6 separate regions of the Homo sapiens genome follow, and regions 2, 3, 4, 5 and 6 are each linked to region 1. Evidence: chromatin contacts called from ENCODE Hi-C or POLR2A ChIA-PET data. All regions are on one chromosome and are shown on one strand. Each heading gives the region's core, a stretch centred on a gene start or an enhancer-like site at or near the end of the contact. The rest is flanking DNA. Distances are from core to core; before and after follow the strand shown.

What was found. Hi-C counts contacts between places; a loop is a spot of excess contacts on that map. ChIA-PET counts read pairs that join two places held with the same protein, here RNA polymerase II (POLR2A). Pooled maps may share reads with other maps.
Region 2: a loop to region 1 is called in a pooled map, with 5 times the contacts of the local background. The contact joins the enhancer-like site here to the promoter of BBS10 in region 1. A Hi-C loop is called at or near these places in 1 of 168 maps with a recorded cell type or tissue (HCT116), 14 of 37 single-sample maps with no recorded cell type and 11 of 50 pooled maps. POLR2A ChIA-PET finds 5 or more read pairs at or near these places in 1 of 52 experiments (HCT116).
Region 3: a loop to region 1 is called in a map of HCT116, with 7 times the contacts of the local background. The contact joins the enhancer-like site here to the promoter of BBS10 in region 1. A Hi-C loop is called at or near these places in 1 of 168 maps with a recorded cell type or tissue (HCT116) and 4 of 50 pooled maps.
Region 4: a map of HCT116 shows a loop between it and region 1 (11-fold over the local background). The contact joins the enhancer-like site here to the promoter of BBS10 in region 1. A Hi-C loop is called at or near these places in 2 of 168 maps with a recorded cell type or tissue (HCT116 and mammary epithelial cell), 1 of 37 single-sample maps with no recorded cell type and 8 of 50 pooled maps.
Region 5: a map with no recorded cell type shows a loop between it and region 1 (2.6-fold over the local background). The contact joins the enhancer-like site here to the promoter of BBS10 in region 1. A Hi-C loop is called at or near these places in 1 of 168 maps with a recorded cell type or tissue (endothelial cell of umbilical vein) and 1 of 37 single-sample maps with no recorded cell type. POLR2A ChIA-PET finds 5 or more read pairs at or near these places in 2 of 52 experiments (OCI-LY7 and PC-3).
Region 6: a loop to region 1 is called in a pooled map, with 5 times the contacts of the local background. The contact joins the promoter of CSRP2 here to the promoter of BBS10 in region 1. A Hi-C loop is called at or near these places in 10 of 50 pooled maps.

The regions. Positions count from the first base shown.
Region 1 is chr12:76,346,829-76,352,011 of GRCh38, forward strand. BBS10 (Bardet-Biedl syndrome 10) reads right to left here and starts at 1,587. Exons shown (of 2, transcript NM_024685.4): 1 at 1,334-1,587; 2 at 1-959. The coding sequence starts at 1,530. OSBPL8 (oxysterol binding protein like 8) reads right to left here. Exons shown (of 24, transcript NM_020841.5): 24 at 4,969-5,183. RefSeq lists enhancers at 893-1,842, 1,843-2,792, 1,939-1,988.
Region 2 is chr12:75,638,519-75,643,701 of GRCh38, forward strand. All of the region lies in intron 8 of LOC105369844 (a long non-coding RNA gene), which reads right to left. Among named protein-coding and RNA genes, the nearest start is that of KRR1, 130 kb to the left of the region's middle. RefSeq lists a silencer at 3,737-3,937. Within about 2 kb of position 2,678, at least 5 of the 41 ENCODE cell types and tissues checked have a DNase peak (open chromatin) inside an H3K27ac peak, as active enhancers do; they include HCT116, where a contact is called at or near this core.
Region 3 is chr12:75,703,770-75,708,952 of GRCh38, forward strand. All of the region lies in intron 1 of LOC105369844 (a long non-coding RNA gene), which reads right to left. Among named protein-coding and RNA genes, the nearest start is that of KRR1, 190 kb to the left of the region's middle. Within about 2 kb of position 2,475, at least 12 of the 41 ENCODE cell types and tissues checked have a DNase peak (open chromatin) inside an H3K27ac peak, as active enhancers do; they include HCT116, where a contact is called at or near this core.
Region 4 is chr12:75,720,739-75,725,921 of GRCh38, forward strand. The region is part of intron 1 of LOC105369844 (a long non-coding RNA gene); the gene reads right to left. Among named protein-coding and RNA genes, the nearest start is that of KRR1, 210 kb to the left of the region's middle. Within about 2 kb of position 2,098, at least 14 of the 41 ENCODE cell types and tissues checked have a DNase peak (open chromatin) inside an H3K27ac peak, as active enhancers do; they include HCT116 and mammary epithelial cell, where a contact is called at or near this core.
Region 5 is chr12:75,782,813-75,787,995 of GRCh38, forward strand. The region is part of intron 1 of LOC105369844 (a long non-coding RNA gene); the gene reads right to left. Among named protein-coding and RNA genes, the nearest start is that of PHLDA1-AS1, 250 kb to the right of the region's middle. Within about 2 kb of position 1,924, at least 11 of the 41 ENCODE cell types and tissues checked have a DNase peak (open chromatin) inside an H3K27ac peak, as active enhancers do; they include PC-3, where a contact is called at or near this core.
Region 6 is chr12:76,876,326-76,881,508 of GRCh38, forward strand. CSRP2 (cysteine and glycine rich protein 2) reads right to left here and starts at 2,694. Exons shown (of 6, transcript NM_001321.3): 1 at 2,613-2,694. LOC124902971 (a long non-coding RNA gene) reads left to right here and starts at 2,034. Exons shown (of 2, transcript XR_007063380.1): 1 at 2,034-2,325; 2 at 3,563-5,140. RefSeq lists silencers at 2,454-2,883, 2,914-2,963.

The DNA of each region.
Region 1 (5,183 bases), core at 337-2,836:
AGCCTAGATGAACATATCTTTTGGATCTAAGGATAAGAGGTTTACAAAATTTCACCAAAGCAGTGTTAGGTATTTCACACTGCGAAAAGGCCTGTGGTGGTACAAATGGAGAAAGACCAATGATCCTCCGGATAAGAGAAACTTCTTCTGATGATAAACACTCAACCACTGATATGCCATTCACCCCTGCATAATAACTAACTAAATCTGGTTGTTTCACACTAGATATGAGCAATTTTACATTCTGACTATGTAGATGTTTCATTATTGCTTTTGTCTTTTCCATAATCCAAAATTGAGATGTCTGAAACTGTGCTTCTGAATTTAGAATAAACTCTGATCCAGAAGTGGAAAAAAGAGGCTGAATGGTTTCTGTTACTATCACCATTCGCATGTCACCATCTGCTGGGCGGTACACAGAAAAATCTTTCTGAAGCACAAGACCAGCTATGATCCTGGAATCTGAAACAGGAAGGCCAGTGACACCAACATTCAACTCTACAAAATGGTCATCCACTAACTCAAATACACCAATCCCACTTTTACAAGTCATACACTTGAAAAAGTAGTCACACATCAACTGTGAAATAAATTTATGATTATTTCTTCCCACTCTTCCACAAAAGTATGCTTCTAAGAGCAACTCTAAAGAGCTCCTACACAATGTTCTCTCTTTAGCAGACGAAAAGATAGACAAAAAGTGTCTACTTAGGTACTGGTCCATAATACCGTCTAATATTTGTGTCTGAAACGTTAGGAGAGCCTGGGAAATAAATTTCCACCGAGAACAATTTTTCCAATGCCTTCCATGGGTTTGAATGTTTTCACACATCAAAGGATCCTTTTCTCTGTCTGTGATTGCATGAAGTCCTCTAAGCAAATGGCAAAGAAAGATAATAAATGTTTTTGCACCATCTCCTGTTTTTTTGAGATGACTGGAAACACAGTCCACTATCATCCTGTACAAAAAAGAAATAAAGCAACTCATTTTCAGAAGGCTGGCTTCCCACATCTTAAAACCATGTTTACACAGCCATAAGCATAAAATGAGAATATTGTTCCTTGGATACATCCTTAGTTTTTTCCTTTCTTGGAAAAAACTCTGCTCTATTCCAAGATTCCACCGTTGGGTGGAGTGGGGAGAAGTGGTCTTGAGAATTGGTAAGATTTGGGGTGCAGGAGTGTTCCCTTGGGCAGGGCTCTAATTCCGAGCATACAGCGGTTTCACCCGAGGTCAGTCTTTCTAAGTACGCATCGCCTCAGGATGGGACAAGAGCTCCACAGAGGCTGCCTGGGGTGCCCGGCTACGGGTTAGCGTGTGGGACGCGGGTACCTGGCTATGGGATGCTCTAAGTGTAGCGCCTCCAGGAGGCGGCCTCCATTCCGGCTGAGAAGCACCTCGCCAGTGGGCTTCGTACACAAAACTTGCCGTCCCTCGGGCCCCACGCAGCAGCTCACGATGGCTTCCAGCACCTCGGCCACCTGCAACGCCGCCTTCACAGACCCTGCAGCGGCCATAGAACTTAACATATCTGGGCCGCTTCCCCTTTTTGACCAGCTTGCAGAACACCCGGGCCGACCGAAAACAGGGGTGGGAACGGCCGGAAACGGAATAGGCGGGGAGAAAACCCGGAAGCCAGGAGTCGAAGCCGGGGTAGCACGGCTTCTTGGTTGGGCGAGAGGGCTGCCCTTCTGTCCGCCTGGTGGAAAAGCCCTGCAGCTTTGCCAGGTGGGGTGAGCTGGCCCGTTGTACGCGAAGGCAGAAAAAACAGACTAGGATTTCCAGCAGCTGTGCCTGGAGCGGCAACCCTAAGCCCCTCCCCGGCTCCCTAGGTGAATTCATCTCCCTCCAGTGGCGTCCGCTGCCCCCAAATCCCTTAGTCTCCCGAGAAACTTTCTTCCTAAGTCAACACGGTAGTGGGGCCTGCGTGAAGGAGAGGGCACCCCGGTTGGAACTCTGCTGGCTTTCATCCCCTGCCAGAAGCTGCTTTTTCCGGGGCAAAACCTCTGCCTTGGATTCACGCATGTTCCTGTCCACATTCCCCACGAGTTGCTCTCCTTACCATAACGGAAATAATTTGTAGATGCAGGACAGGTGAGGAGAGCCTGGCCACAGCCATGAATTGCAGGCTTTATGTCTGCTGCAGAGGCTTTACCACATTTCCTAGACTCAGGTATCACAATAAAACTCTAGACACCACAAATATATTAAGCAGAAATGATGCGAAGTCTCTATTTTTTGAGATGGACTCCCGCTCTGTCGCCCAGGCTGGAGTGCAGTGGCGCAATCTCGGCTGACTGCAACCTCCGCCTCCCGGGCTCAAGCGATTCCCGTGCCTCAGCCTCTCAAGTAGCTGGGATTACAGGCATACGCCACTGTGCCCCGCCAATATTTGTATTTTTAGTAGAGATGGGGATGTCACCATGTTGACCAGGCTGGTCTCGAACTCATGACCTGAATGATCCACCTGCCACGGCCTTTCAGAGTGTTGGGATTACAGGCATGAGCCGCTGTGCAGATTTAAATCCATTAATCACGTCGGTGATCAACAGTATGCTTTAAAACACATGGCCAAGGATTATTGTATATAACCCAAAGACAGAAAATACTGTCTCTTATAACATTTTTTTTGTTTTTTAAGAGATGAAGTTTCACTCTGCCGCCCAGGCTGGAGTGCAGTGGCGAGATCATAGCTTACTGCAGCTCCGCATTCCTGAGCTCGTGATCCTCCTGTCTTAGCCTTCAAGTCGCTTTGTGCCTCACTACGCCTGGTTATTTTCTCTTTTAGTAGAGACAGGGTCTCCCTGTGTTGCCCAGGCTGATCTTGAATTCCTGGCCTCAAGTGATCCTCCCAACTTGGCCTTCCAAAGTTTTAGGATTACAGGCATGAGCCACCTTGCCTGGCCTAAAACACAGGCACTTGAGAGCATGGGCTTTGGATTCAGACCTGGATTTGCTCTGTCATTTCCTTACCTGTGGCATTCACCAAGTAACCTCTTTGATCTCTGCTTTTCTCATCTTTAAAAACAATGGGCCTGCCGCAGTGGCTCATGGCTGTAATTCCAGGACTTTGGGAGGCCGAGGTGGGAGATCACAGGAGGCCGAGAGTTCAAGACCAGCATGGCCAACATAGCAAAATCCCGTCTCTACTAAAAATACAAAAATTAGCTGGGCATGGTGGTGCATGCTTGTAATCCCAGCTACTCTGGAGGCTGAGGTATGAGAATAATTTGAACTCGGGAAGGGAGGTTGCAGTGAGCCAAGATTGCACCACTGCACTCCAGCCTGGGCGACAGAGCGAGACCTTGTCTCAAAACAAAACAATCCCCGCCAAAAAAACCAGTGGAGATAACATATACAAAATAAAAATCTCAAGAGGTTTTGAGTAGGTGGAGAATGTTCACTAAACACTTTGCATAGTGCCTGGCATAGTTAGCACTCAACAGATATTTATATTACACCTGTTAGAGGAAAAGGGTCCCAATCCAGACCCCAAGAGAGGGTTCTTGGATCTCATGCAAGAAAGAATTCAGGACGAGTCCATAAAGTGAAAGCAAGTTTATTAAGAAAGAGGAATAAAAGAATGGTTACTCCATAGGCAAAGCAGCCCCAAGGGCTGCTGGTTGCCGATTTTTATGGTTATTTCTTGATGATATGCTAAACAAGGAGTGGATTATTTATGCCTCCCCTCTTTAGGCCATATAGGGTAACTTCCTGACATTGCCATGGCATTTGTAAACTGTCTTTGGTGCTGGTGGGAGTATAGCAGTGAGGACAACCAGAGGTCACTCTCGTGGCCATCTTGGTTTTGGTGGGTTTTGGCTGGCTTCTTTACTGCAACCTGTTTTATCAGCAAGGTCTTTATGACCTGTATCTTGTGCCAACCTCCTATCTCATCCTGTGACTTAGAATGCCTTAATCATCTGGGAATGCAGCCTAGATCTTAGCCTCATTTTACCCAGCTCCTATTCAAGATGGAGTTGCTCTGGTTCAGATGCCTCTGACGCACCCACCAAATTACTGGAGTTGCTCTGGTTCAGATGCCTCTGACGCACCCACCAAATTACTGTGGTAGGTCACCACTCTCCTGGTTTATTATTCCCACAAGTGATATTTTGTGAGATGCAGAAGATTCAACTAGCATAATGGCACAACATACATCATCTAGAGTCGAAGCATGCCAGTATTAGCAAGAAAATGATCTTGTAGATGTTTCACGAGGTTGGACAATGAGGGGCCGTTTTCCTTAATCCTTATTGCTATGAACAAGATAGGAGGAACCGGCAGGCCCTCCCATCTTTTTCTCCCCAATTAATAAAACCAAACCAAATGACAGCCAGAAGCAACTGGACCCTGAGCAGAGAGCAAGAATGGGAAGAAAGGAGGGTGGGGGAAAACCAGAGAGGAATGATGTCTCGGAACTCATCTGATGTTGACTCAGTATGGACTAATAGGTGATCTGAGGGGGGAAAAAAAAACCCTTTCATATGGATTTCGTATATGTTTAATAGTAGGGTTTTTTTGTGGTGCTACTCATAACAAAGGGGTTACATTACTCAATATAGATTCAAGCAGTGGATTATATTCCTGACATTTAGAAGTGAAGTGCTATTAGAGTTCTATTTAAGTGTACCACGGAGATACAGATTCAAACTTGTGCTTTTACTCTTAAAGTAAGAGTCGGCTACCACTCTTACTCCGCAGCTTTTGGAGACTTTCAACCTCTCTGAGCCTCAGCATCTTCATGTATAAAATCTGGCTAACGTCCACCTAAGGTTCTCATAGAGGATTCGAGAAGAATGAATATAAGGCACCAAGCAAAGCATACTTCAGGGATTCTCACTGTTGAATCCCTTTCAAGCCCTTTGCCATCCTTTGCAGCTATCCCTATCCCCACAAAAGGGGGGATTAAAACAAATTAGCAATAATTTAGTCATCATATTGTATTAAAAGTCACTTGATCACCGTTTGCTCTTTTTAAAAATTTTATTTAGAAGCCTACTTGTAGAAGTTAGCATAATTTTACAGATTATTAGAAAAATTCTTTTCTTTCTGCAAACAGTTATAATAGGTTAGGAATAATAGATTAGAAATGTACTACATTACAAAACAGTGGCCTATAACTATCTGTACATTTACTGTGCACCTTAAGGAAAAGAATTTGACAGTGTGCTGTACTTAC
Region 2 (5,183 bases), core at 1,428-3,927, 710 kb before region 1:
TTTCCTGACTTCCAATAGTGAAAGAAGAAAGAAGGAATTGGAATGGGTGCCGATTGAACACCTGTTTGCACAACTGGAATGTCTGAAGCCAATTCATCCCCAGTGCATCTTTAACATTTAAGATAATTGGTATCCCTGCATCTAGATGCCCCGAGCTGTTTGGCTGTTCGGGTTCCTGCTGTTTCTTCAGTCTGGCTCTGTTTATTTATTTATTTTTTTCCTGACATGGAGTCTCACTCTGCCACCCAGGCTAGAGTGAAGTGGTGCGATCTTGACACATGGCAACCTCTGCCCCCCTGGTTCAGGCGATTCTCCTGCCTCAGCCTCTAGAGTAGCTGGGATTACAGGCACACACCATCACACTCGGTTAACTTTTGTATTTTTATTAGAGATAGGGTTTCGCTATGCTGGCCAGACTGGTCTCAAACTCCTGACCTCAAGCAATCGGCCCGCCTTGACCTCACAAAGTGCTGGGATTACAGGCGTGAGCCACCACACCCAGCCCAGGCTGGCTCGTAAAGCTTTTCTTTTACTTCTCTGAGCTATTTGATCTTTCTAATAAGTTCAATTTATTTAGTAAAAAGTTAATTTCTGCTTCTTACAACCAACAAATCCTAATTGATACTACCTTATACCTGGATTTTTAAAGGTCCAGGAAATACCAAGCTTATGAATACTTCTTTGTTCTAGTTCAGGACCCACTGACACTGAGCCCTGTCAATGGAATGTCCCACTAACAATTTGGAATTGAAAATTTAAAAGAATATTTGGCAATCGTTAAAGTATCCAAAAAAATGTTTTTTGGGAACAGGAAATTTTCATCCGATTGAACATTTAGGTAAAATAAATTTCTCTCTCCATTCCAGAGGTACATTCTTATTTTTATGAATTGGCTAGTGACTGGAGCTGGTTAAAAAATGGTGCAAACTCTGTGAGTTCACTAGCACTTTGTTAAATGAAATTGATCACTTGTAAAATACAGTAATTGCATTAAACAACTGTCATTAACCATAAGATCCCCTTGATGATGTCTCTTACACAGCTCCACAGGGAAAGCACTAAAAGTACACACATGCACACACATGCGCACATATACACTAGCCAAAATGTTTCCTGAGTATAAAATAAGACAGGAGAAAACACAGTAGAGTAGTAGAGACTCTCAGCAGGAACTACATTTGAAAAAATAATGATAAATGATATCATGATAAAAATGATGTCCTTAATAAAGCTACTAACACTACTTTACATAAATAATGGCCACTTGTAGATAAATTTTAGAATCATAGAATCTGCTTCCTAATTTTAGAGATGAGAAAACAAAAAGCCAAAAGAGTATCCACTAGGCCACACTGCCACTCAGCGAGTTAGCAGGAGCAGCAGGATGCAAATCTAGGTATAAGCAGAGTGTGAGTTTGGTGGTATGAAGGAAACACTGGAGCTGAACAAAAGATCATTGAAAAATCACTATTCACCTTACACTGAGGCCAATCTGCAAAATATTTTATCATTTATTAAACAATTTAAGCACTGAATCACAGACTATTTCCGGTACAAAATATTTAATAATGAGTGTATCGTGTGTGTGTGTGTGTGTGTGTGTGTACGTGTGTGTTTAAAGACAGGATTACTTATCGTTAGGAATAGGTTATTTTCCATAAAAAGGAAGTTTGGGCATATGGTACTGATTAAAAATGTTACTATGGTATATATAAAATAAAAACAGAAAAATACCATCAGTTTGAAATCATATGAAAGAAAACATGGCATTTTTTGCCTAATCAATGTTTATTTACAAAATACTCTGCAGGTATTCACACCTTTTCTCCTGGAATTTAGAATGCAATTAGTCATACAACATAAACCTAAAGAAAAAAATTACAAGCGTAGTAAAAATGCAACTTGTTTAGAATTTTGAAAATTGTGTAGAAAAGAGTTTCACACAATTATTCAGCATGAACTAGCTTGTTGTTATCAGTCAACAATAACCAAAAAAGTCAAATGCCTTCATGGGAGGAACATTTCAAGGTAAACTATAGTCAACTGAGATTTTTTAATATCTCAAGCTCAAAAGCAAGAGCATATATCCGAAAATCAAGTATTAATGATTTATTTATATCTCTTAACAGTGTTGTGGCAATTGAGGGAAAGGAAGGAGGTAATATGAAATGAGGAGATAGCTAGATGATATTTATGGAATGCATATAATTCAGGCATAATTATTTTCATGTTGGTTTTATGAAAACTTATAGTACATTATAACTAATCATGTTCCAGAAAATGCAAATAAGATAATAGTTGAGAAGGAATAGACATCAAATGCTTCTTTAATAAACCACAGCCATTTTCTCTAAGCAGGGAAAATGCTTTAATTGAATTTCATCTTATTAGAAAGACATTATTTCCTCCAGAGTCATAAAGTATATACAAGGAAGATTAGGAATTGTGCCTGTTGGGGCTATTTTGTAAGCACCACAATCTACTGTGGTGCTACTGTGGCTAGCGTAGGTAGAAAAATGAATTTATTGAAAGATATTAGACAGCTCAGAGAACTGTTGGGTGGGCTGAGGAATAGTCTCAAGATTAGCCCCTCCGGAACCATTCCTCAGAACCACACCAAAGAACTGGCCTGAGCAGGAAGTTACCATGGCCACCACCACCCCCACATTAGCAAAAGGAATGAATCATCCCCAGTTTGTTTCTTGCTACAGTTCACCTCCACGGTTAAGTCTCACTTCCGCCTCTAACTTACAAAACCATAGTTACACATCTGCAGCTTAGCCACAAGGGAGTCTGAGAATGCAGATTTTTTTTTTTTCTTTTCAAATTACCCTTGGAAAATGGAGCTCACAATGTGGAGAAGTATCAAATGAATAGAGGGTGTTGAAGGCATGTGGAAAATTTGGTAGGCAAAATTCTAAGATCTTCCACTATCTCCACTCCCTGATGTTATACCCAAGATTAGTTATATGGCAACAGGGATTTTGTAGATGTAATTAAGGGCCCTAAATAGTTTACTTTGAGTTCATCAAAAGGGTGATTATCCTTGGTGGGCTTGACCTAACCAGGTGAACCCTTAGAAGAGAATGTGCCCTTTCTGAGAGGAGATTTGAAGCATAAGAGAATTTTCCTGCTGGTCTTAAAGACACAAAGTCCACAAGATCGACAGCTGCAGGGAAACAAATTCTGCCAATGACCCCATGAGCTTGGAAGAGGGTCCTAAGCCTCAGATAAGACCCCAGCCCCAGCTGACACCTTAATTTTAGCCTTACAGGACCCTGAACAGAGAACCTAGTTATATTCTACCCAGAATTCCAACCAACAAAGCTATGAGATAATAAGCTAAGTTTTAAGCCACTAAGCTTGTGGTAATGTGTTATGCAGCAATATAAAATTAATCCAGGCAGCTACCAATGACAGGCATCTCTGAGAGTTGTCATGTATCAATGTTGGATAATAAATTATCCATAATCTTGTTAAGCATTTCCAAAAGGCAAAATAATTATAGTAAAGGTAATTTATATTTTCATAACCATTGTTAACTTCTCTTTAGGTACTATTCAGTGGTTACTCTCTGGTATAAACTGAGATTTAGAAATAAAAAAAGAAAACAGTTATTTAACAAATTTTTTGTACTACAATGTATTATCTAAATATGTGTGTGTGTGTGTGTGTGTGTGTGTGTGTGTGTGTGTGTCCAAGAGCTTATTACTATGGTAAAAATTAAAATATAAGTTTGATTTTATAACACCCATAATAAAAATATCTATCAGGAAGGACAGCTATAAGAAAAAGAAGGAAAATAAGCAAGTTAATAAGGAGGCAAACCAACTTTCTAATTGAGGAACAATTTATCACATGGTTTCATGCAGCTTACATTCTGACTAATTGATCATAATTTTATCAACCACGAGGTTAACAAGTAAAATATTCCTGGAATAGAAATAGACATGCTCTTACTCATCTCCCACAGCAGTTTCTTTAATGACATCTAAGAAAACAGCACAGTTCTAAAAACAATAATTACAGTCCATTTTAAAAAATTAGTTGAAATTACTTAGGTAAGGCTGTCTCATTTTAGAACAAAAACTAACTATGTAGTTTTTATATCAAGTTGGTTTAAAGCCCAAGACAAAACAAAGCAAAAATAATATGAACAAAGCCTCAAAAGAAGTTATAGGAGATCTATGGGAAAATCTATACTTCCCCGCTCAACTTTGAAGCTTGAATGTCCTATCAACCTGACATTTAATGACTTGTTTTGAGAACAGAATAATAATTTGTGACCCTTATTCCTAAGCAAGACATGCTAAAGATTACTGCATCTTGAGATGTACGAATTTCTGTATATTCAATCTCAGGAGACTCTATAACTCCACCATCCAAGATTAGCAACTAATTGCCACTAGTGACATGTGGCTATTTAGCCCTTGAAGATTGGCTAGTCCAAATTGAGACTGGCTGTAAGAATAAAATACACACAGATTTTGAATATTTAGTTTGGAGGGGAAAAACTCATTAATAAGTTTTATATTGATTATATGCTGAAATAATATAAATTATATTATTTTCACATGATAGTTAAAATACATTAACAACATAATTCATCTGTTTTCTAACTTTTTAAAAAATACGGCACCATGAAAATTTAAAACTTTACACATTACATGTCTATTGGATAACACTGTTCTGTAACATATGAAAATTCCACAGTTTTGTTTCAGAGATTCCATCATCACTTATGGAATCATGTCTTACTAAGCTATTTAAAGAATATCCCTTTGGCCAGGCGCAGTGCCTCATGACTGTAATCCCAACACTTTGGGAGGTCGAGGTGGGCGGATCATTTGAGATAAGGAGTTTGAGAACAGCCTGGCCAACATGGGGAAACCCCATCTCTACTGAAAATACAAAAATTAGCCTGGCATGGTGGTGGGTACCTGTAATCCCAGCTACTCAGGAGACTGAGGCAGGAGAATCGCTTGAACCCAGGAGGCAGAGGTTGCAGTGAGCTGAGACTGCACCACTGCACTCCAGCCTGGGCAACAGAGCAAGACTCTGTCTCGAAAAAGTAAAAATAAATAATAAAGTATATTCCTTTGTTGAAGGGTCTAAGACTGTGCCCTTGTCTACACATGGGCTAATACAATTATTCCTGCAGAGGATCTGGTGGTTTTTACTAT
Region 3 (5,183 bases), core at 1,225-3,724, 640 kb before region 1:
TAAGTTCTAGGGTACATGTTCACAACGTGCAGGTTTGTTACATATGCATACATGTGCCACTTTGGTGTGCTGCACCCATTAACTCATCATTTAGCAGTAGGTATATCTCCTAATGCTATCCCTCCCCACTCCCCCGACCCCACAACAGGCCCCGGTGTGTGATGTTCCCCTTCCTGTGTCCAAGTGTTCTCACTGTTCAATTCCCACCTATGAGTGAGAACATGCAGTGTTTGGTTTTTTGTCCTTGCGATAGTTTGCTTGCATTATTTAATTTATATGAAGTTCTAGAAAACTAATATAAAATGAAAAACACTCAGAAGACTTTTCTGGGTAATCGTGAGTGGTTTACTGAGAAGGGACATGAGTGAATTTTACAAATATACAGAGAGCATTTACACTGGGAAACAGGACTCCAGATCCAACAATCTTATTACACATTCATAAGAATGGTGGAAAGGAAGAAAAAAAGCCGGCACAGTTCTGTCTGTTTATCTGTTTATCTAGCTTGAACTCACCTTACAAAAAGGTTGTTGTCTATTGCATTGTTGTACTTCCTGGAGGGGAAGTTAGAATATGAATAAACAATGATTTTTTTTGTTCCATAAGAGGCTATGGTCAGATATACTCTGGCCAATAAATATCCTTCCGTGAATAACAATAGGCCTTCCTCTTAGTCCTTTGAAAGACAAGAGAACAAGAGAAAACAACAACTCTATGACTGACAGGTCCACAGAATAGCTCTGAACACCTGTGCAGGCTGGCCTGGAGGTTCAAAGTTCCATTCAGGTGCACTTTTTGGAAAATCTATGTAATCTGACTCTCTCCGTCTCTCTCAAGGTTAAAAATACTTAATTTCATATGTAATTTCATATGTAATAATAGTAAATAAATTTTACTATTTATAGAGTTTTTAATTTGTGCCATGAATTATCTCATATGACCTTCCCAAAAATCCTATGGTGGATAGGGGTGGGAAATGAGACTCAGATAGTTTGAATAATTAGTTCAAATTTGCCAGGCTAGCAAGATGTAGAGCCTGATTCCAACCCACGTAATCTGACTCCAGAGTGCACATTATTAACCACTGGCGAGTCAATTGACGCAATGTAGAGACCTAGGGAGGAAATGTCAGCAAAGCGTGAGTATCCTTCCTTATGGACAGTCTTAGCCAGCAAGCTAAAAGAAATGCAGCCGACGGATTTTGGCCCAAAACTGTTCAGCAATCCAATGTCTCTAAAAGATAATGAAAACAAAAATGAAGTCTACTTTTGTTAGAATGAAGAATGACTGGCCTGAAAAACTAGTGGAGATATTTTTAAGTCAATAGATTCAAAATCAAACTATCAAAGGGAGCTCTGCATGTTTTCAGGCAACGGGAGTAGAGTGAGAGGTGAGGCTTGAATTTTTAAATGGTATTCTCCTTTATTTTAGAATATTATTATTTTTGCCCCAGTTTTCATGAAGAAAAGAGATAAATGTGTACTATTTCATATTCTTACTGCTTGCATCAGACATGAATTATCGGAATTTAAATGCCTTATGTAATACACAGTGGATTAGTGTATTTTACTACTTTGATGGTGTTTTTTTAATATAAATTCAGACACATTTATTTCCTATCCCTGAGACAAAAGAGCTATTGATAGAAGCAGAACACACATGTATGCGGATGACTGTTTATACAGATATGGTATAAATCTATATTTCTATCTTATCAAAATACAGACTTCTGACAAGGTTAGAAAGAATCGGCCATATTAAAACTATTGCCATCAAACACAATGTTCCAAGACCCCTAGGATAAATAATAACAAGAATAAATATTTTTTTATAAAAATGAACCCCTTGTCTATGATTTTGGATTTTTTTTCAAGATCGTATGTATCAAAAGGATTACAAGAGGCTAATGCCATAATCAGCCATATGACCTTGGGTAAATCACTAAGATTCTTCTTATCTTAGAACAAGGGAGTTGGAGTCAAGGCTGTGACTCTGAATTCTTCAGTCTTGTATATTCCAATATGGCGTGGTTGGGGTGAGAGGTACAATTTAGAGACTTTCCATGTGTTCCTTCAAACTCCTCATTCCATTTCCCCATTCTGCATGGAGGCACCTACAACATGGTAGAGGTTGAACCAAGTGAGGCAGTTGACATCTCTAATAGTTTGCCACTAGCATAGTATCTGTGTTTTGAAAAGTCATTGGACTTTGGAGGTATGTATTCCAAAGCACCATGTAGCTGGAACTGTTTTGATAAATCTTGTAAAAAAAATCCCAATTGAGTAGCAATAGGGAAAAGCATCCAACACTTACAGGAAGCTCCAGCTGATTGGGGATAAATGAGCTCTGTACTCAGCAACAGCTGCAACAACAGAGGGCCGAGCCTCGGTAGGTGGACATGCACAGAACGAGCTGAGCTGGGGCCTGGAATTTCCCGAAATGAAATCCAAGAACTGTTTAGGTTGACCTTCTCTCTCTTAACACAGTTGACCCTTAAGAAATAAGAGATGACACATCCCAAAGCACACCAAGTTTTTACAACCGCAGCTTAAAAAAAAAAAGGAAAAGTTGGAAAATGAATGGCAGTCCTCTTGCAATTCTGGAAGAATAAACTGGTTGATTTGACTGCCTTCTGTTTGGGGAATAAGCAAAGCGATTATTTAAGAATCATATATGCTGGGGCTGCTGCGGAATGCAGAGTTTCTAGAAAACAGATTTATCTGTCAATTATAAGCAGGCTTCCTGCACTGCAGGACCTGCTTCCACATAGCAGTCAGGGTTACAGTGACATAAAACAGAACACCATGAACTGTATTTAGAAAGGCTGATGTAAAAAATGCAGTGGGGAGGAAGATTGAAATGTTTGCAGAAATATAGATAAGCAGGCACAATATAAATGAGGAAATATGTTTTCTTCCCCCAACAGCATGACAGCCTCAACAGTATTTTCCAGGGAATTGAAAAAAGAATTTTCTTAGCAGGGAAAAAATAAAAGTGGTCATCTGCTGGCTAAGTATATAAAGACACATCTTAAGAGCTTTCTCTAAAGTAGGTTTCTCACGTGAAAAATGAGGCTGTTATGAGGTACAGCCCCTCAGTTTACCCATTTCCATATAGCCTAAAATAATGGGGCTTAGTGTGATAGAAAATAGTGGCAACTAAAAATATCTGTCGCAGATAAGGTTTCTCTTCTAGCCATGGCTGTGTCAAGTTACGTGGTCTTTGCTTTGCTCTGCTGCATTCTGATAACATACACTTAAGTAATTTTGTAAAAAAGCTATGCCTCACTTTCATAAGCATAAAGGAAATAAGATCAGTCATGAGGAACATCTGGCAGGAAGTTCATGGAAAGGGAATTCACCAGAATTATTCAACTGGGAGGGGCCTTGGAAGCCATTTGTTCTAGGTTTCCATATGTTGGCCTGAGGAACTATGTACTTTGTTATGTAAAAATCACGGAAAATAGAGGTCAGAGATAAAGTGAGTTCTATTTTCACAAACAGAATGTCTATAGATATAATGATTTTCATAAACTACCTTACACTGAGTGTGACAACATAAATAAAAGAACAGCAAAACTCAAAACAGTTTTGTTTTTTTGAGTCAGAGTCTCACTCTGTTGCCCAGGCTGGAGTGCAATGGCACGATCTCGGCTCACTGCAACCTCCGTCTCCTGGGTTCAAATGATTCTCCTGCCTCAGCCTCCTGAGTAGCTGGGATTACAGGTGCCCACCACCATGCCCGGCAAATTTTTGTGTTTTTAGTAGAGATGGGGTTTCACCATGTTGGCTAGGCTGGTCTTGAACTCTTGACTGTAGATGATCCACCCACCTCACTTTCCCAAAATGCTGGGATTACAGGGGTGAGCCACCACGCCCGGCTAAAACAGTTGTCTATGATCAATATTGTTTTCTCTCTTCAATTCACTCCAGTGTTTCTCTTGGTCCCCACACTAATAACTGCCTCATCATGGGCTCTGATAGTCATGTTACCAAATGCACACTCAGTTCTCAACCTTCATTTACTTGACCTATCAATAGTATCTGGCATAGCTGATCATGGTCTCCTTCCTGAAACTTGTTCTTCATTTGGTTCTGGAATATCACACTCTCTTGGTTCTTCTACTTCCCTACCCTTTCTTATTGTCTCTTCATTCTTCTTCTTCTATGTAACCTCTAAATATTGAAGTGAATTTATAAGAACTCTAAGTAATTCATCAGCTTAAGGAAAAACAAAAAGAAAATGACTAATTATGTATAAATTGGATATATTGGGAAAAATATTTTTTAGCAGGGAGTCCTTTTAGTGGCTGTATCTGAAAACAAGGTCATGAATAGACTCTGCTCCCACAAACCTCTAGGAAAGCAGACTGTTCTTATAATCATGTGACTTTTGCAATTTGGAAAGCAGAATAAACTTCTCCCTGGAGGCCCTTTATCTTATTCAAATGTTAGAACTTAACCACAGGGTGGCCTTAAAATTTGGAAACATAGGCACATGTTTGCCATTTTCAAGTGACTAAATCATGTCGTTAGTTGATGGACTAGGAGAGGCGGTCCAGAGTGATGATTTAAGGCTGGTGCACTACCTCATTGCACCGCAGTGGCAGGGTTGGATATCTAGGGTGCACCTTTTTTTTTTTTTTTTGAGATGGAGTTTCACTCTTGTCACCCAGGCTGGAGTGGAATGGTACAATCTCGGCTCACTGCAACCTCTGCCTCCCGGGTTCAAGCAATTCTCCTGCATCCAAGCGATTCTCCTGCCTCAGCCTCCCGAGTAGCTGGAATTACAGGTGCCCACCACCATGCCCAGCTAATTTTCGTATTTTTAGTAGAGATAAGGTTTCACCATGTTGGCCAGGCATGTCTCAAACTCCTGACCTCAGGTGGTCTGCCCGCCTCAGCCTCCCAAAGTGCTGGGATTACAGGTGTGAGCCACTGCGCCCGGCCACATTTTTATTGTAGTTTTGCACAGCACATGGAACTACATATTGTGGATGAGGCTAACACAGTGAACACTGTATTAAAAGAGAATATCCAGAAACTACTTATGTGCATTTTCCTAAGCTTGGAGATTTTATAAGCACCCTGTAGAATCCTCTTCCACTGAGCAATGCAAGTAAATGTGTCATGACCTACTCTGGCCTTCCAGCTCAAAAAGCTTATTGACAATATGAGAAGTCC
Region 4 (5,183 bases), core at 848-3,347, 630 kb before region 1:
GTTTAGTAAGCACCCTCATATGATTCTAATGTGCCCTGAAGCTTGAGAACCACTGATCTATAAAAGGACATTTTCAATATCAAAGACTCAGAAAAATAATTTGGAATCAAGACCATCCCAGGAAATGTGAGATGAATGCCACAAATACCAGTATTCATAAATTCTGAAGCCTCGGAGATGTGAGGCAACATCTGTTTCTTGTGCTAACAGGTAGGTCTCTGCATGCAGCTCTAACACGAAAATTGGAAATGAGCCACTGGGAGGTGAGAACCCGCAGAGAGGAGTGCAGCAGGCACTGCTCTCAACATTCACCTTTGCAGCCAAGAGCCTCAGGCAGCAGGACTCCTCTATCCGATCTGATAAAGTCAGAGAACTGGTCAAGTTACTGGGGGTTGAATTACAATGCAGCACATTTGGGAAGAGCACTTGTCAAGAACATACCTCCTCTAAAATAAGCAGGGGTCTGTTCTGAAAAGAAGAAAAAGAATCTGCCTAATGGAGCTTTTTGAAAGCTGAGATAAAAGATTTTCTTCTCTGTAACTGCCTGCAGAGTGTCATGATTCTGAATGAAAAGCTCTGCTGGCTCACAAACAGATGCTCTAATGTTTGGGAGAATGAATTGAGAGAATATTCAGGGACGGTCCAAGATTGCTGCAAGGATCTGTGTGCTAAAATCTCCTTCTGCGTTGGTGTTATATTATGCTGCCTCCTTTTCTTGGCATTATTCACTGTTGTGTCCATAGGGCTGTATGCAGGAAAAGGCAAGTACACTTTACTTAGAGGGCATCTTCTGCCTGCATTTTTGCAGACTTGGGGAGGCTATGCCAAGTCCACATGCTGTAGAACAAACCACAGGACTCTGTTAACCACCTCTGTAGTTTTCCTTTTACAATTCTGAATTCTGGACTTAGGAAGTAGTCTTTGATAAAGGAGGGCTCTAACTGAGCAAATAGAATGAGAAAATGCAAATCTAGGATCTCCCCATGGACAGAATGGCTAAGGTTACAAGGAACAGGAATCCCCAGCACAACCTTCATTATTAATCTGCCCCAGCTTATAAAATGCCCTTTTCCCCACTCACAATAATCATTTCCTTCAGCTCATGCTCCACTACCGACAACACACCTGTGATTGCAAATCTATAATAACAGAGTGTAAATTTCCCTGGGGTATCTCAAGGTATTCATCTGTTGGCAAAACTGTGCTCTCCTCTGAGACTGTTGTATGTACACAGATATTTCTGCTCACATGAATTACAGCATTTTCCATCTGGAAAAGGCCTTGAAGATAAGCTAGGGAAGCTTCTTGTTAATAGATATAGAAACAGGCTCGGAAAGGCAAACTAACCCCAGGTTACAGAGCCAGTTAGGGATAAAACCTGAACTTCAGTTCACATCCTTTAGCCAAACTAGGATTGCCTTGATCACTGATACTTTGTCAACAAAGCATTTTTTTAAATAGATTTAATGTTTTAAAGGCAGTTTTAGGTCCACAGCAATATCGAGGAGAAGGTACGGAAATTTCCCATATACTCCGGCCCCTACACAGCCCCTCAGTCCTTTTAAGTGCTTAGTAACTCTGGGCCAGTTCATGAAGGTTAAACCAAGTTAATACCCCTTCCCTGTCTACCTGTCAGATATTTTTACAGGATTAGATACCAGACAGGAGATGATATCCTATCAGGGTCACATTAGGAAGGACTTCAGAAATGGCCCATTCTCCTGCAACCAAAACTTACTTGTTTACTTCTCCCTCAGCTACTAATCCTATTTTCTCCTTCTTGGGAATAAATCATGTCTCCCATTGGCAATATTAAGTTTCCTTCCTAAATTCTGGAATTTCTCCACCTCTACTTTCCTGGGATCTGCCGTACACAGTCTCTTTTAGTGCATAGAAAACCTACTGATTATTTTGAAACAGTCCATGTCTTTTTCTTAATATTTATCATTAGTTTTCTCACACAAAAGCATAGGTTACTTCGGGGTTCTTATTAATCTGTAGTTGTATTTCATCAGTCTCCTACAAACAGATGACAAAAATGTCCACACTATTCAGTAAGTTGAACATTTTCATTGCGCCCCATTGTCCCAGCAACGAAAGCACATGTTCAGGATGAGTCATCCATTTCCTGCCAAGAACAATTGGCAAGCATACTGTGGCTTCCTTTAGTTTGTCACTTCTTTGTCTCAGCCATTTAATTTTTAAATCTTGAATCACGGTGTATGATTTTAATCAAATCTGTAATTATTATAAGCAAATAACTTCTTTAGTTTAAAGACAGAGGTTACATGTGAAACGTATATATAAGCAATTCAGGAATTTAGCATTGCCAAGTAATGATATGTGGCTTAGCCCTGCTTGTTTTTCAAGAAGCATCAGCATGGTTTGTGGTATTTCCTCACTGCCTAACTTAAGATGGGGCATCTTAAACATTATTTTGATGTTATATCCCTCCAAAACTTTGCAATGTTAGCTAGTTTAGTTTTGATGGATGGAAAAGTCAAAACAGCAAGTCTAAGGTCATGAGGCGTCAATGAGAGAACAAAGAGTATAATCTATGTGAAGGGCAACTAGCAAGAGACCCAAAATCTAACAACAAGCAGATCTTGACACCTCTCATGATAGATCCTTAAATTGTCACCACAGTGTTCCCTACTTAACCCAGTTTCACCTTCATTAATTCCCATGCCCCTTTCCCTAAGTTTTCTCAGACATCAAGCAGAGCCTTCCATCTCACCCGGCCTCTCAAGAACTTCACTCTCAGCATCTGCCAGAGTCTACCTTCCTCACTTCTACCCTCCATTCCCAAAGAGCAAGAAGGTGGATATGTGCCAGAAAAAGGCTAGAGATCCTTTACCTCAGTCTTTTAATTTTTAATCATTGGAAAGAGAAGGAATGAGTTACAGGAGAAAGAATAATGGATTTGGTGTCAGAAACCAAGATGAAGTCTGATTCTGCCACTAATCACTCTGTGACTTTGAACCACTCACCAAAATGGATTAATCTCATAAAACTTCGATATCCTCATCAGTAAAGCAAAATAGCACACTTGTTTACTGTGAGGTGCAAAATTCGTCAAATGCCTTTATAAACCACATGGTGCCCTGTGAATGTAAATAGTATGATGTGGATTCCTCTAGCACTGATGGCGAAGTGGCACTGAAAGGGCTTCTTAGGCTTCATAAACGCCTACACAAAAACCGGTCTTTATGCCCTCACTTTTCCCTAGAAGTCTTCATTAAGAGAAAGGTGAAAGAACCCGGTATACGTGGGCTAAATAAAAGAAATTTATTGGAAAATTTCTTTCTACTCTGTAATATATATATTTTATTTTAAGATAAATAGTTTAAATGTCCTGTTAAATAAAACTGATGCTTTGGGAAGCTGTGATATGTTTACCGCATGGCTTTTTGTGCCCCTGGAACTGCGCCCCATGGTATCCTGGGTTGTAGACCTCTCCTTTCCCCATATGTGTTTCCATAGGAAGCTCTCAAAAGCTGTATTATAATCATCTGATTACTGGTCAGCCTCTTCCTGACAGGCACTTTGCTTTACATCTTGTTTCTTCCTAGAGCCTAGCATAGTGCATGGTATATTTTAAGCATCCTATAAATATTTGCTAAAAATAATAAATGAATTAACTTTCTCTTTTCTTTTTTTTTGAGATGGAGTCTCGCTCTGTCCCCCAGGCTGGAGGGCCGTGACATAATCTAGGCTCACTGTAACCTTCACGTCCTGGGTTCAAGCAATTCTCTGCCTCAGCCTCCTGAGTAGCTGGGATCACAGGCGCCCGCCACCACGCCCGGTTAATTTTTTTGTATTTTTAGTAGAAATGCGGTTTCACTATCTTGGCTAGGCTGGTCTTGAACTCCTGACCTCGTGATCCGCCTCGGCCTCCCAAAGTGCTGGGATTACATTTTTTGGGAGTAACTGATAAATAATGCCCTAATTACTATTGACTTCCACTGATAAAAACTGAAAAGGCAAAGTGAGAGACTGAAGAGTTAAATGGCTGGGCCAAAATTCTAAGTCCAATGCTGGCTTTGAGCTCTTCCATCCAGTGCCCAGACACCTTTCCCTGATCCTAAAGAGCCTGCCTCTCAGCATAAATATTCACTTTATCACTGGTATGCCTGTCTTAATGTATAAACACTATTGATGGTTTACTCTGTGCATTTAATTCCTATAGTCCGCAATTATAAATATAAGAGACTTTGTTCCAGTTTTTGTTCTACATTCCACAGTGTCTGTGTCACACACGAATTTCCCTTTGAAACCAATGAGCATTCTATGCCAGAAGATATCCTGGGGATGGAGGAGGAAGGGAGGGAGGGGAGAGAGAGAGAGAATCAGAGTCACCATCTGTTGACAATACTCTTGTGCAGAGCCAGTTTTGAAGGTTAATGACATGTCACGCATCCTCCAGCGTCTGGTAACAAAAATAGGCTGCTCTCCCAGAATTCGTTAGGGAGTTGTGGCCCCATGGAAGATGTAACTTGTCAGCCAGCACTCCAGTAGGGTCCAGGAAGACAATTTCTGCCAAAAGCTGGATGAAATTTAATGGAGATCCAGGAAAAACAACTTTTACTAAAATTCAAATGTGGAAGTGATCATTTTTCCCTGAGGCCAGTAAAAAGGCTATAAATTATTGACTTTCCAAAATGACCCTGCGTAATGTTTATAAGGAACTCTTGCATTTCATCGCAATTCTTCAATATACATCTACTCCTTTCTCTATTTCTTTTCAGAAAAATTAAGATTGTAAGCTTGTAATGCAAACAGGTCCAAGGGTTCACCAAGGATCTGCCCATGGTTTTTTTAGATGGTTAAATTTTTGGCAGTGCAGCTGATCCACGGCAAATCTGGGTCTCAGCTTTATTGACAGCCTACTGTTTAATGACTCACTTTGCTGTCTCATCAAGAATGCACCCAGTGGAAAGGCTACACCTTCTCAAGTGTAATTGCATGCTTTCTCCACATCTCTTCTGGGCTCTCTTTAATTTTCAAAGCCCCACTGAGCAACCTTTAAAAATCTGAGCCCTTTCCCACCTGGTGCTCGATGCTTTAAGAGGAGGTGACTCTGACTGTTTTTCTGTTAACCTAAGAACAAACTGTCTTGTCCCAGCATGGAGTAGAGTGGCTTGAACAAGGACGTGTAAAAAGAAACAGAGCAAGGAAACTGA
Region 5 (5,183 bases), core at 674-3,173, 560 kb before region 1:
TAATTTATCAGATTAGCTTCATTCTCTGAAGGACAGATGTGTCAGTTTTTATAAAGAGGAGAGCCAAAAGGGTGTTAGGAAAGGGAGGCTCAGGGCATCATAGAAGTCTCTGGGCATCTGGGAAGATGACCAGGCACAGAAGCTAGGCAGCTAATGGAGAGTGGAGTGGGGACTGCAGAAGCATGAAAGAGAGCGGGGCAACACAAAGACATGAGAAAATGCACTAAAAATACATTTTTTCTCATATTTTCCCTGAAGCTGCTATCCTTGGGTGACCTCAAGAACTTACAGGCAGTGAAAAGTTGCCTTTGCAAAGGCTGCCCTGAGAGACACTCAGAATAACACGGCTTGAAGGGCCCTTCTGGCAAGCGCATCACAGCTGGGTTTCCAGGACCACAAAGGCAGACTGAAACTTTCTCCATTAGCTGTGAGTGTGCCCTGCTGAACCTTGTGGGCCCAGATGGTGCTTATTTTTAGGCACCTTCGTCTTTCCATGACTAACTGGGAACAGTAAAGTATGGAGCTGGGTCTAAGAGCCAAGGCAAAGTCTCTATTTCAGGAAAGCATTACAGCTGGGGAGAAGCTTTGGCTCAGCAGTCTCCTGGGTTCCTGCCCCTCTGTTAAAAGGAGAGACGTCTGTTCACCTTAAGCACAAACGGGGTCATGGACTTGGGGCTGAGGAAGCCCTGAGAACATATCAGTCCCAAATAGCTACAGCTGGTGCAAAAGGAGACTGGGCAAAGAGCTGCTGCTTGACTGTTACCCCGATGCTGCCCCGATGGGATGATTCTGCACTGATGGGCTTTCAGCACTTAGTCCTGGCCTGCCTGGGCCACTCATCCACCCGTGGGCAGGACTCCAAGCCTCCAACTTTCATGACTCTTTGCTCCAGGCCTTGCCCACACTGCATCAAGGCCAGCCTAGCATGAAGCTCTCATGTCCTCAGAAGGCACCTGGCAGAGAAGCTCAGTGTGTGCAGAAAAGAAGTACAAGGTTTTCTGAGAGTTCACTGAGTAAATACAGTGACACACATATAGACTAAGAACCTCAGTCCATTCACTTGGGTATGCAAAAAATTGTGCATTACCTACTCTTCCCATTCTTGAAATCACTATAATTCTGACTCCAAGCTCCACTCTCGCTGGACCTAGAAGTTAAACCTACGCTTTCTTGGGTTTCCTCCTGCAAATATGTAAAAGTCCTGGGGTCTTAACTAGCTTCAAGATGGGGAATGCCCTCAAGGTGTCAGTTGCGGGTCCACACTGGCTGTGGCTGAGACACCCATTATCCCAGGTTCTGCTGCTTCTTTGCCAAGACTAGAAATCTCAGATGAAACAGGGGAACACAAGTGGGAGAACCCAAGCCTCCTACAGGTGCCCTTCCTGTCAACACTTCCCCCCTGAGGCCTTCTCACAACCTGAGTAGGGTACAAATTCTGAGGGCAGGATCTGTCTCTCCCTCCCAGTCACCAGAAATCTCTCCTTCCAGCCTTATTGTTTCTCATATGGCCTGTTCCACTCCAGCCCCCTCCAGGACACACTTCAACCATTTAGGATCTTAGGACAGAGTCTTGAATTTCATTAAAGCTTTTTCTGCTTTCAACCCTGATAAATCCCTGAGATAAATAATCACAAAGCTTGGCCAACATTAGGGGTTAGTATCTCCATTTGAAATAAAGCACAGGTAGCTGAAGTGATGTGTACCATGTGTTGGAGGCAAAACCTAGACAAAGAAGCCAGGTGTGCTGATTGTAGGCAAGTGTCCTGTCCAGGATGCCACCAAATTGCAAGTCAGAGAGCATGCAGCAAATGCTGGCTTTGGAACTAGCAGGCAAGAAACTGAAGGCTCACTTGTGTTTTATTATCAACACTGGGGAAGCTGAATAAAACCAGCTAGTGGTGGGCAGGGAGCCAGCATTGGCTTGATTAGATCTTCACTCTGTGGTTACCAGCCAGTGCCATCCAGGGAGAGCCTGAATCTGGAGGAGAGGCTGTGCTGCCAGTGCAGCCAGCACCTGTGTTTGACTATTTCTACTGCTTGTTTCAAGCAAACAGGCAGTGACGCAAGAAAGGCAGGAAAGAGGACTCTCTGAGCCTGGCATCTGGTGAGGCCAAGTTTTACTGAGCATGCACATTGCTTTTCTACCATCTTGAGGATAAACCACTTGCCCCTCGGTCAGAAGCTCTCCTAACTAGAAGATGTCTTATTTTGGAAACAAAAGCTAAGTAATGGGTTGACTCCTTGGTGTTTATCTCTCTGAAGTCAGCTTCATATATTTGGGGGCTGGAAGGGATTAGGAGACAGGACTGTTGGAAGCTACATCAGGAAGGTGGCTCTATTTTCTGAGATGTCCTCTGACTTTTTTGCAGAGCATCTCACTTCCCTCTGGACACCCCCACCTTCTTGCACCTGGCATCACCACACTGCCTTGCTCCCTTTCTCAGGATGCCACCCAGACCTGAACTTTCCGGCCACTGTATCAAGCACAAAAATGATACTGCCTTCATCATGCTCATCAAAACTGCCATTTTCTGGATGTCATGCTGTGTAGAATGGGGTAGCAGTGGTGAATGGGCCCACATAAATAATTCATTCTAAAACATGAGCCCTGCCAATATTGTTATATAAAAGAAACTTTCCAATGGAGTATAAACTTTACCACAAACTTGAGAATTTGTGTCAGCTCTGTTCGCTACCATGATTTGATAGAAAATTATCTCATTAAACCCAAAAAAACAGGCCAGTAATAATAATATGGTTGAAAATGAGCCTCAAGAGAAATATTTAGTAACATTTGCCAAGTTTGGAATGTAATACATTATTTTGCTATTGTTGAAATCCTCAGCAATAATAACAATGTTGAAAAAGTACTTTCTCAGAAGGGCTGGTAATTTCATAAGTTTAACTCTAATGTATTTGTATACAGAAAATGAATGATATATTGAGCTCCAAAAGAAATAAGGCCCATGGGGCAAAAGGGATATGATCAGGGGAAGGTCAGGTCTTTACTAGACAAGAGGCCTGAGATAAAATAAACATGGTCTTGTGCAGAATTTTTTAAATTTCATGTAATGAGGGTTGTGGAATCAATTCCATGAGTTTTAACCAAACTTCTCTTTGGTATGAAATGGAAATGCAATAAACTATACCACAGATAGTAAGGTCAGTATACACATGTATATAATATATACGAGTTTGAATAATATAAAATGTAACTATGACTGAGGATTGTGGTTTAAAATGTTTGAAAGCAACAAGTTCAAGGCACTGGTTTTAAATTATTTTTAAGCTCAGAATTTTTATGTGGAAGCTTAATATGTAAAATAGATCAAAACAAATCTGTCATCACTGCAGGCACTGGTGAAGGGGGCAGAATTCGGCCCTGTCAGCTCACTACAATCCACCTTCCCGTGAGCAGCAGAATTCTGAAAACCACAGGTCCAGAAATTACACTGCTCCAGAAATTACACTCTGTCAGTTCCCCTAGTATAAGCGTCAAATTGATTCTTACTATTGAGGTTTGAGGGACCCAATAATAACACCACCTATTCCACCTAAATTCTGAATTGAGAGAGACAATAGGATCAACAGATGACAGTCAACTATCAACAAAATACTAATAAAGGCTAGGTTGGGGACTGTACTTAAGTGCAGGGTATCAGTGGATTTCCTAATTTAACTGGCAGAATTAGATAGACCTATGCAGTCACGGCAGCACCGGAAACCTGGAAGGCCCCAACCCTAATTCCCACTCAGAGGCAGAGACTCAGAGCAGACAAGCCCATCCCAAAAGCAAAGGGATGAGAAAGGCTAAGCTAGGCATGCCCCATTCAGAGAAGCCAGGAGTGCTATATTAATTGATACCTCTCCACAAGGAAATAGGAATCAGGTGGAAAAGAGGTTCCTCTCCATGACACTTAGCAAAATGATGTATGCTTTTTCTTCATAGCACTTACTGCAATTAGAATTAATGTCTGCCTCCCTTAGTAGACTATAGACTTTTTGAAGGCAGAGGCTATATCTATTCTATATCCTGTTATATTGCTAGCATCTAGCACACATTTCATGCTCAACAAATATGTGCTACATGAATAAGACTAATGTAAAAATACTGTCAATATAATAGACCACCTATACCCCACTTTCAATACCAAGGTATTTGAGAATTGAATCATATTCATTCAATGTCAAGCAAAACTGAGGCAGGCCTACTCTTGAGAGTATTTGAAAGATTGTATTTACTCACCCTGGTGAACAAAGAAAAAAATTAGTCCTGGCAGGGCATGGTGGCTCATGCCTGTAATCCCAACACTTTGGGAGGCCAAAGCAGGTGGATCATCTGAGGTCAGGAGTTCAAGACCAGCCTGGCCAACATGGTATAACCCCGTCTCTACTAAAAATACAAAAAAAAAAAAATTAGCTGGGCATGGTGGCACATGCCTGTAGTCCCAACTACTCAGGAGGCTGAAGCAGGAAAATCACTTGAACCTGGGAGGCAGGGGTTGCAGTGAGTCAAGATCATGTCACTGCCCTCCAGCCTGGTGACAGAGTGAGACTCTTTCTTACAAAAAACAAAAAACAAAAAAACAAAAAAAACACCTAGTCCTACTCAAGGAAAAGAAGCCGTGAAAAAGTAGGAAATCTACCCCCATGAGAAAGAACAACCAGAGCAAAGCTTCCCTCTTCTGGAAAGTCTATCAGGTTCCTACAGTTTCCTAGAAGAAAAGCCTTTCTCTCATGTGGTCTCAAACTCTTCTCTGTGAGTAAACTATAAATCACTTCTTTCATCTTCTGTGAGAAAACAACTTTGACTTATCAAGCCTACCTTTTAACGTGGCTTTTGCCTACCATATCTACAAGGTGATGAAGCTGTTATAATCAACAAATCCAAGAGAAGTAGCTATTTAAATAATAAGAATTGTAGCCATGTTTCCTCGTGCCGTAAGTCCATGCTCTTAGGGGGCATTAGGTCTCCAGCCAGTAAAGAGTCTCATTCACAACAGCAGCATGTGAGGTCAAGTGGGAATGTACAGAGACACTAAGAACAGCCCTCAGCCAAAAATCTCTCCTTTATTCATCCCATATTGTAGACTCCACTGGGGGAAGGCTATGAAAACTCCTATTTAGATTTAAATATATTTTGAGAAGGCAAGCTTCTTTGACCTTTATGTCACACCCTTTAT
Region 6 (5,183 bases), core at 1,444-3,943, 530 kb after region 1:
TTCCTCTGTGACTTACAACAATAAAATTTTTAACAATCAGAAATTGTGCCTGTGGTAAAAAGGAATTTGAAAAGGAAAAAATATAAAAAAAAGAAATTGTGCCCAGCTTCTCCACTATCCAGACTGAGAAATATTCCCTTAATTCAGGATTCTTAACCCAAAGGCCACAATTCCTTTTAATTCTGGGGGTTGGGGAACTTGGTACCACATACTTTATGTTACGTCATTTTGAGAAGGGGTCTGGAGGCCTCACAGGAGTGCCATGATATAAAAAGTCAGAAACCCCACCTAGGTAATCAAAGATCCAGAGGTGTCTGGGGATCCCCACCCAACAGAACCCAAGGGATGGCATGCTGGCAGTCAGGGTAAGGTGCCTTGAGGAAACCTGTGAACATCTGCACAGAGAAGAAAGCTGGCCTCCAGGCAAGGTCTAGGAAACGCTCTTCAGGTGTGAGCCAGCTCTCTCCTGAAACAGACTTTCACTGATAGCCTTTTCCCACATATATTCAACCAAGTGCACAACTTTGTCTAATTACAAGGAACTACTCCCAGGCTGGGCTGGGCTTTGTACAAGTATCAACAGGCCTTATGACAACCCTGCAAGGCATGTGCCACTACACCCATTTTACATGATGAAGTATTGAGGCCAAAGAGTAAAGTTAATTTGCCCAAGGGCATCAAACCAATGGGTACTGGAGTTGAGGTGTGAATTTGGTCCTGCCTGGCTTCGTTCCTCCCCCTTTCAGCCATGCCTCCTCTCCCATAGGGGGCTCCCTTTTGGGGTTCATTTGATTCACCTCACTTTTGACAAAGAAGAAAACCTAGAGACCCAGATCACTATAGCAATTTAGTGTCAGAGTTGCCTCTGGACTCAGGCTTCTAAAACTCCTCATTTATTGCTGTCCTCTACTCTACACCAACATTCTTGCTGTTTTAGGATAAAATTCAATCTCCCCCAAATCCAAGTGATTTTGCAATTTCATCAGGACAGGCCTCCAGCAAGTACTGCTTTCAGCACAGTACTTAGCCTATACCAGTATCAATCAATATTTGTTAAATACATTCGGAGAAATGCATTAAAAATTTATGATACGAACTTTAGATCAAATCTGCAAACAAATACCTATTGTGTGAGTCAAATTATATTTTTGTTCCCTATAATCACAACCTTATTCGCTCCTTCTTTCAGTCAATTGTCCAAGGTACCCAAGCAAGCACTGTGAGTTTCAAAGACTCATGTGATGCAGGTCTGGTCTCAAAGGTAACACAGAACCAAAAGAGCAAAGAAAACTACAATGCAGAGGAGAAAGGACCCAGAGAAATACTGACAAAGTATCAGTGACAATGGACGAGAGCGATGACCCCAGGAGTACTGGGGGAGACCACTTAGTACTTCACAACATTCTTTGTAGCTTGGCATGCAGTTCTGAAACTATGTTAGATTCTCCCTTTCAAAATCTATCACCCAATTCTTTCTTGAAAAACGTGAGTCAAAGTACAGCCAACTTTGTGGCTGTCCTATTTGAATTCTTGGCATTTTATGAGGAGAGTTTTAAAACAGGTTAATTGGAAAAGTCAAGAACTAAATACGACGATTTTCGCTGCCCGGGTTAAAAAATTACTAACTGCCCCCGCCCCACCCCCCCACCCCCCAAAAAAAATTCTGTACCGAAAAGCATTTATAAAGGGAAAATGTGCTTGGTTTGCAGACTGCAAATAAAACAGGTTAAACATTTTGGGTAGCCATTTAAGTAAAAATCGTTTAACAAATGTCCTGGCTTAGAAGGGGGAAAGGGATCCGCCGGTTTAGAAAGCCCGCCCCCGCCCCCAGGGGGTGCCTACGTGGAGCTCCTGAATCTGGCTCTGGAGAACCCAGAATGTGATTCGCAGGACCTGTCGCATAATTTCACAACCAAGCATTCTTGCATTCTTCTTTGTACCTGAATCGTAGAAAGTTCTGGAAAAAGCTAGGAGTAAGTGATTGACATTCCCTGCTGTTCCTTCAACATAGAGGGGTTCGGTGCTGGGTGGGCAGACACCACCAAACAATGGGGATGCCAGGAGCCCGGTACGGCGGCAGGAGCAGTACCCTGGGCTCGGGGGGATGTAGAAGCCCCATTCCACCCCTAGGGGACAGAACCCAGTAAGGTCGCCCTCGGTGCTCACCACACTCCGGGCAGAGGGGGCCCTGAGACTCCGACCCCCACCCCAGAGAGAGCCTGCCGCTGGACGAGGGGACCGACGGCTGCTAAGAGGCGGATTAGCAGAAACGCGAAACTCACAACCCGCCTCTCTCCCAGAGAAACCAGTATGGAGAAATTAAAGGTCATATAAGATTATTTACCTGCCCCGCGGGCCTGGGATCCCAGGGCATGGCCTGGACGGCCTCGGGGACAAGGGCAGGTGTGTTTGGGGGATAAGAGAGAGAAAATCTGGGGCGCAGGGATGAGAAGGCTGGCAGGGGCACAAATGCGGACCGGGATGGGGATGTCGGAGGAGACCGGGGCGCGCCGGCCGGGCGACAGCACGACCCCGGGAGGCGGTGGAAACCCCCTGCAACTCCCGCCCCGGGGTTGGCGGCGCCGCGGAACCGCCCCACCGCCCCTACTCACTTGAGTCGGAGGCGGGAGCACGTACCGCAGGCGGAGCTAGCGAGGCTGGGCTGGAGGGAGGGTCCAGGGAGTCCGAGATCCCAGGCGAAGCGCGCGCCGGTGCCTTTTAAAGAGCGCTCGGTGGGCGCGGCCTGTGTCCGCCCCGCCCTCCTCCCAGCCCCGCCCGCCGGATTCCCGGAGCCGCTTGCCGGGCTGGGGCGTGTAGCGGGCGGGCTGCCCTCTGCCCGCTCCGGGCTAGCCACCAGGAGACAAAAGGCAGGAGGCCCGCCTCTTCCTGCAGCTTCCCGCCCGCCCGGCATCTTCCCACGTCCCGGGACCGCTCCCTCCCAAAGGGACCCGGCAGTTCCAAAAGCCACTGGGACTTGGAGAGGGACTTCCTTCCCCTCCAGGGAGGCCCGGCGGCGGGACGGTCCCGCTGGAAAGTGGCCCCCGCCGCCCTGCGTCGGACCTGTCCACCGCGAGCGCCGATCCCCCTCTTCGCGGAGACAGTCATGGGCCGGGAGGCTCCAGCAGTAGAAAGTCAGCCAAACGGGGCTTTCCGCCACCTCCCCCTTGCCTTGTCCTTGTCAGTAAACTCAACGTGATTAACTTCCCTAGTTAACGCATATTCTCTCGTCCGATTTCCAGCTTCTGGGAATCCACAACTTCTTATTCTTAAAGAGCAAAATTCATCTAGACTAAATAAATGACGTTACGAAAACGCCCCATTCCCAAAGTGTTTCGCTCTTCCCCTCCACCAGGGCACAGCACGCGATGCTGAGGGGGAAGAAACCTAAACCCAGGCAGAAACCCCGGGCGCCACAGGCCCTGTATTTATATGTGTTGATGTCAGAAAAGCACAAGGATACCGTGACATCCGAAGGGACCTAATGCCTAAGCTACAGGATGATTTATTGTTTTAGATGAAAAGGAAAATAAACAATGCAATCTCTATCTGGTTCATATTCTAGGCCTCCTCATGACCTCTCCTGCCAGAAGCAATGATCCCGGAGAACTGATACTTGCGGAGTGGGGAGTTCAAAAAAGTCAGTGACCAAAACCCCCTCATGCCATAAATGCTATTGCCTCCTCTGGTCCAGAGTTTCTCATCCTCCACACCATTGACATCTTGGGCTGGATAATTCTTTATTGTAGGGGGCTGTCCTGTGCATTGTAGGAGGCCTCCACCCACTAGATGCCAGTTGCAACCTGCCCCCGACGTTGTGACAATCAAAAAGTCTCTGGACATTGCCAAATGCCCTCTTGGGGAGAGGGCAGGGAGCACATATCCGCATGACAACGTACAGAACCGACTTATAATATTATTATTGTTTTATTTTATATGCTGGGGCCAATCCAGGATAAACTCATTATAGCTGCCTTGTTCTCTGTCCACCAAGTACTGTCCAAAAACACATAGTGGTGATTGACATCTCCTGATACTGTGGCAGGAGTCTGGAAAGCATTCTTGCCTGCTGTGAGCTTTTCTAAATATGGGCAATCCTTATTTCAGTGATATCAGCTAGTGTAAGTGACTTGACTCACGGGCCAACAGGAAAATTCAGTCCCTCAGATTCTACATTCGCTTTAGCTCAGCTGCTTACAATGTTTATTTTTTCTTGTATAAGTTTGCCTAGTGCTTCTACTGAATGAAACTGTATCAGTGAGTCTCACTGCAGCAAACCACTGCCCTTTCTCTCCTACCCTGAGTTCTTCTCAATGCCTCTTTGTGGAAGGGGCCTCCCAAACCTGAGCTGTTTGCTTTCCGTCAAGCTCATGTTGTCCCTAAATTCCATAGCCATGTCTTATCATTTGAAATTGGGCTTGTTGGCCGGGCGTGGTGGCACATGTCTGTAATCCCAGCTACTTGGAGGCTGAGGCAGGAGAATCACTTGAACCTGAGAGGTGGAGGTTGCAGTGAGTGGAGATCACGTCAATGCACTCCAGCCTGAGTGACAGAGGGAGACTCCGTCTCAAAAAAACAAAACAAAACAAAAAAGAAATTGGGCTTGTTTCTGACCTAAAAGTGTTTCTGCTGTCTGTCCCTGTATGTGTTTGTCTCCGTGTACTTCACACTGAGTCTGCAGATGATATACAACGTGTGATTTTGAACAAATCTGTATTTGTATTTATCAACATTTAAAAAATATTTATTTTCTTTAAACATCTATTTAAACTGTTGACTCTTTTAGTTATGAACATGAAGAAATTATTTAAGAGTTTTTAGACAGAGTGGTGCAAAAGAAAGAGTATGGGCTTTGGAATCAAACACACATGATTTCAACATACAGCTCTGCCACCTATCAGTTTTGTAAGCTTGGGCTAAGTACTTGACCTCTATGCATCTGTTTCTTTATCTGTAAAAAGATAATTCTACACATCTTGTAGTGTTGTTATGAGGATTAAATTGGGTGATGTATGTAAAATGCCAAACATAGCACCTGGCACATGGTAAATACTGAATAATTGATGGTTGTTATGTTAAGCAAAGATATCTTGATGTCCTTTTTGCCTCTCAAGAAAGAAATAAAATTGTGCTTTGCTAAGTACTCATGTTGCCTTCTTGAGGGCTTGCTATTAAGAAGGTATGGA